Linked DNA regions of Homo sapiens: region 2 is linked to region 1. A link is a loop called in an ENCODE intact Hi-C map of the cell type or tissue named here. Cell type or tissue: ovary. All regions are shown on one strand.

Region 1 (2,500 bases):
AAAGATCAGAGCAAGAGTCCCTGAAATGGAGTCGGGTCTCCCCAAGGGGAAGCGGGGAGAGCTCTTTGGCCAACCTGAGTTCCTACTAAGGTGCAACGGGTCAGAAGTCAGGAGGGTCCTTCTCAGGCCTGGTTGAAGAAGGGTACAGAGGTCGTGCTGGCTGCTCAGCCGGGAGCTTTCCCAGAACGAGACTAAAGCACTGGTGCCCTCCCAGGAGGACTAAATGCCGGTGTCCTCCATATGCCATGTTTATCAGGAGCTGAGGGTGGGCCCCCTAATGACCCTCACAAAAGCAGGCTGGAGGCTCTGCTCTGAGCTGCCCAAGTCTGTCTCAAGCAGCTGCTGCTGAGGTTGCAACAGGGCTCAACCATGGCTTTTCCACTCTGGGAAAATCTCACATTGGAGCAGCAGGAGCTGCAAATGAGATGGAGCCAAGGCTATGGTTGAGTGAAGGAAGTGCAGGCTGGCCTGTGGTAGCTTTCTGCCATAGGGCAAAGGTGGCTCTATCTGTGAGTCTTTCTGGTCATGTAGGCCCATCCTCTAGCCTTCTTAGGAGGCTCATCTTCTACTTTCAGCGCCATGGCACCAACGGGAGGCCTAGGGTCAGGGTCTGCTCATTTCTTGGTCCGGCTATGCAGCCCCTCTAGCCCTGGGAGGTTATCGGAGAGTGGAGAGGTGTTGATGAGAGGATTCTGGCATGTGGAAGGACAGGGTGGAAGAAATCCTGGATGCCTCTGAGGTCCCAGGTTTCTGGTATACCCTCTGGCTGGACCATGGGGAGACAGGGCAAAAAAGGAAGGAGGGGTGCCCACAGCCTGCTCTAGCTCTGCACTGGGGCTTGGCTCAGCATGGGAGAGACCAGAGACAGCAAGAGGCTGCGTGAAGGAAGCACAGCCAGCTCACTATGGTCTAAGGAGAGAACAGGGATTGGCCTCAGTTTTAACCACCGTGCCCTTTGCTCACCAGGGCTCTGGGGCCGGCCAGGTCAGCCAGTTGGTGGGATTCCAGCCTCAGGGTGGCCGAGCTGCAGGTGCAGCACCCGGCCTCCAGGTGGCGCCAATCTGCTTACTTTGAGGTGGCCTCTTGACAAGCAGCTGAGCTGCACGCAGTCCCTCAGCCTGCCGAGGTCCTGGGAGCAGGGATCAAGGTGGTCCCCGTAAACCTGACAGTAAACCTGACAGAGGCTGCAGGAGTGCATTTCCACCCAGGGTGCACTCAGCGAGTGGAACTCCACACCCGTTTCTTTGGAGTCAAGGCGCGACCTCTCAGGGAGGAGACTGCTCCTGGTTGCCCACTGCCGGGTCATCCCAGCTTGCAGTGGAACCCTCCGCAGCCTGGCCTCTTCCAGGGTAGCCCCTCACTCCCCTCTCTCTTGTCCTAGGATAAGGCCGAGGAGGGCTGACGAGTTCCAGCTCTGGGGATGCCCTATCAGCTGTGTCACCTTGAACAAATCATTTCTCCTCTTGGGTCTCTGTTTCCTCCAGTGTGAAACGTGGTGAAGGCATGAGGGGCTATGAGAGCCCCAAGGCCTCTTTCAGAGATCTCCTCTGGGTCCCATGTGACCCCGTGGCTATCCCCAAAGGCAAGAGGGTCCCCAGCCCTGCAGCCAAGGCCCTGGGACACCCTTTCTAAACAAGTGCAGGTCTCTGACGGGCTGAGCTTTGCTCGCTTGGGTTTCTTTGCTTTTTTCCTTTTTTTATCTTTCCTGAATGAAATTCCTGCCAGCTCCGAAGGAAGGAGGGAAGGGAGCTAGCCGCAGCGTAGAAAGTTTCCTTGACTCCTCCTCCGGCTGGGTCTCCCTCCCTTGCCAAGCCCAGCCTGTGAAACTGAATAACGAAGATCACTCAACAATGCCTGCTCCTCTCTGACTGCACCGCCCCGCCGCCGACGCCCAGTAGAGCCCCCGGGGCGGTCCCCACCGACGGCGCAGCCCGCCGGGACCGGGAGAAAGCAGCTGCGGACACCGCGCCCGTGCGTCTGCGCGCCTGGCCGCCAGGTGACCCAGCAGCCCGGCCGCCGAGATGCCCAACCCGCCCAGGCTCCGGGCGCTGTGACTTCGCGCCGCTGTGTGCGCCTCCCCGAGCGCCGGCTGCGCCCCCCAGCCCGGCCCGGGGCCTACCGCCTGCCCGGCCCCCTGCCACTGCCAGGAGGACGGCATCATGCTGTCTGCCGACTGCTCTTGAGCTTGGGCTGTCCGCCATACCGGGGGACCTGGATCCCCTGACGGCTTACCTGTGAGTACTGCCCGCCTGTCTCCACCTGGTACTGCGGGCTGCTGGCTTGCACCCAGTCCTGGCCTCAGCAGGACACCTGCTTGCTTGGTGCCCTGGGGCGTGGGCATCCCGGAGAGGGTTCACCCCCTTCCAAGTTGACCGTTGCGGGACTGGGGAGGGGAGAAGAGTCTGAGACTAAATATCAGGCGAGCAGGGAGACCAGGCTTCCCTGACTTGGCTTCCCCATTGGCCTCCGTGCTTGTGGGCTGACTGCGGGAGCCCAGGTT
Region 2 (2,500 bases), 510 kb after region 1:
GGCATCTCTGTACCTGATGAAAACCTCATGTCTCCCTGGGGATTGTGGGACACACACAGTAACAACGTGGTTTAGGCCAGGTGAGGTGGCTCACACCTGTTATCCCAGCACTTTGGGAGGCCAAGGCAGGTGGATCATGAGGTCAGGAGTTCGAGACTAGCCTGGCCAACATAGTGAAACCCCGTCTCTACTAAAAATACAAAAATTAGCCAGGCATGGTGGCACGTGCCTACAGTCCCAGCTACTCGGGAGGCTGAAGCAGGAGAATTGCTTGAACCCTAGAGACGGAGGTTGTGGTGAGCCGAGATCGTGCTACTGCACTCCAGCCTGGGCAACAGAGCAAGACTCTGTCTCAAAAAAAAAAAAAAAAAGGCGGGCACGGTGGCTCACACCTGTAATCCCAGCACTTTGGGAGGCCTAAGTGGGCAGATCATGAGGTCAAGAGATCAAGACCATCTTGGCCAACATGGTGAAACCCCATCTCTACTAAAAATACAAAAAATTAGCTGGGCGTGGTGGCATGCACCTGTAATCCCAGCTACTCGGGAGGCGTAGGCAGGAGAATTGCTTGAACCAGAGAGGCAGAGGAGGTTGCAGTGAGCCCAGATTGTGCGCCACTGCACTACCGCCTGGCGAAGGAGCAAGACTCCATCTCAAAAAAAAAAACAAAAACAAAAACAAAAAATAACTTGGTTTATGTAGGGGGTAGCTTCACGCCTTATGGTATCGGCTCAAACTCTGGAGAGGCTGGAGACTGCAGTCAGCCACACCGATGGTCAGCCATGTCGATGTGCCTGAGCCCCAGTGAAAACTCTGGACAACAATGCCTGGTGAGCTTCCTGGTGGGCACACTCCATATGGGAGAGTGAATACTGCCCACACCACCCCTGAGGAGAGGACCCAGAAGCTCATGCCAGGTCTCTCCTGGACCCCACCCCTGCACCTCTCCCCTTGGCTGGTCCCATCTTTATCCTTTTCCTGCAATAAAACATAACCATAAGTAAAACAGTGAGTTATGTTGGTCCTTCTAGCGTATTATCAATCCTGAGGGTGGTCTTGGGGATGGTCCCCTAATTCCACAACACCCTTAGCCCAGGAACTTGAAGAGGAGGGGGCTGCAGGCTCTACCTTCTCTCACATCTAGGCCCTTCCCAGTCCCCAGTGCACCAATATTTCCCCAGCACCAGATCTGCTGGAACCCGTGGTGTGGACAGAACCAAACAAGCCTGGGCTCCAGGCACCCCAGGGACAGGCTTTCCTCCTTTAACATAATGAGCCTTACTCCAAGTCTGGTTTTTATCACTGTGGTGTGATAAACCTCCCACGGTTGTTATGAAATGGCAGGCTGAGCAGCAGAGCAGTTGCAGACAGCACCCTGGAGCCGGGCTCAGACTGCATTCACCGAGAGGAAGAACTGGAGCCTAGCCACTGTCCTGTGGCGTTCCCGCCTCCCCAGCCTTTCCTGCAGTGTGAAGCCCATTCCTCCCTGCCCCAGCCAGAGACTGCAGACCCAGAGAATGGTTTGCTTTCATTTTCCAAATCAAATCAGGAAAAAATTTTATACTGGCTAATTCCACACCCTCATTGCCTGGCTGTGCTCCGGGCAGAGGCATTTCCACCCTCAACTCACGAAATTTATCTCTTTGATCACTGACTGAAAAAAAAGGTTTGACCTGATTCCTGTCATAAGGCCACCAGCAAGTGCAGAAAAGGGAGTGGGTGGGGATGGAGGAGAAAGGGAGAGGCGAAGGGATGGGAGGGGATTGGGGAAGGACAACATGAGGATGGGGAAGGTGATGCCACAGAAGGCCCTTGGATTCCCTGTTCCTCAGAAGGACACAGACCTAGCCTAGACTCCGGTTGGGGACAGCTCCCTGGGCTGCAGACCCTCCTGGGCCAGGCCCTCCCTCCTGAAGCTCAGGTCACCTCAGTTTCCTTTTGCCTCTCCCAGGCCTCTGGGAACCCTTCCCGTTCCTAAGTCTGCCCCAGACCCTCCACCTCCAGCTCCTCCCTCATGTTGTTTTCTGTGGTATTAATTTGTTCTTTTTTGTTCGTTTGTTTGAGACGGAGTCTCACTCTGTCACCTGGGGTTGGAGTACAGTGGCGTGATCTCAGCTAACTGAAATCTCTGCCTCCCGGGTTCCAGCGATTCTCCTGCCTCAACTTCCCAAGTAGCTGGGATTACAGGTGCCCGCCACTACGCCCAGCTAATTTTTGTACATATATATATTTTGTTTGTTTGTTTGTTTTAGTAGAGAAGGTGTTTCACCATGTTGGTCACGCTGGTCTCGAACTCCTGACCTCAGGTGACCTGCCTGCCTCAGCTTCCCAAAGTGCTGGGATTACAGGCGAGAGCCACCGCACCTGCCTTTACTGGTTCTTCATCACATATTCTGTGCAGTGCTGTGGTTTTCTGATACAGAGAATTGTATCCATGAGCTCCCAGGATTTCTATCCCTGATAATGAAGTTTCTGGCAAAAGAATTACTGAAAACTGGCT

Evidence for each region. A loop is a pair of places that touch in the nucleus more often than their neighbours do. Peaks named below come from ENCODE experiments on the same cell type or tissue, not always from the same donor. Only the 100,000 strongest peaks of a DNase experiment are listed, where the experiment ranks them.
Region 2: it touches region 1 in a loop (5-fold over the local background); 6 of 110 quality-filtered maps call a loop at or near these places.

What each region holds. Positions count from the first base shown.
Region 1 is chr9:92,139,417-92,141,916 of GRCh38, forward strand. LINC00475 (long intergenic non-protein coding RNA 475) reads left to right here and starts at 2,051. Exons shown (of 4, transcript NR_027341.1): 1 at 2,051-2,234. RefSeq lists enhancers at 598-1,177, 1,757-2,336, 2,337-2,500 and a silencer at 1,901-2,080. In ovary, CTCF peaks have their summits at 1,047 (motif pointing right) and 2,000; a DNase peak (open chromatin) is centred at 1,055; H3K4me3 peaks cover 1,188 bases; H3K27ac peaks cover 1,043 bases.
Region 2 is chr9:92,649,672-92,652,171 of GRCh38, forward strand. All of the region lies in intron 4 of IPPK (inositol-pentakisphosphate 2-kinase), which reads right to left. Among named protein-coding and RNA genes, the nearest start is that of IPPK, 19 kb to the right of the region's middle. In ovary, no CTCF peak of the experiment used is centred here; a DNase peak (open chromatin) is centred at 1,390; H3K27ac peaks cover 1,341 bases.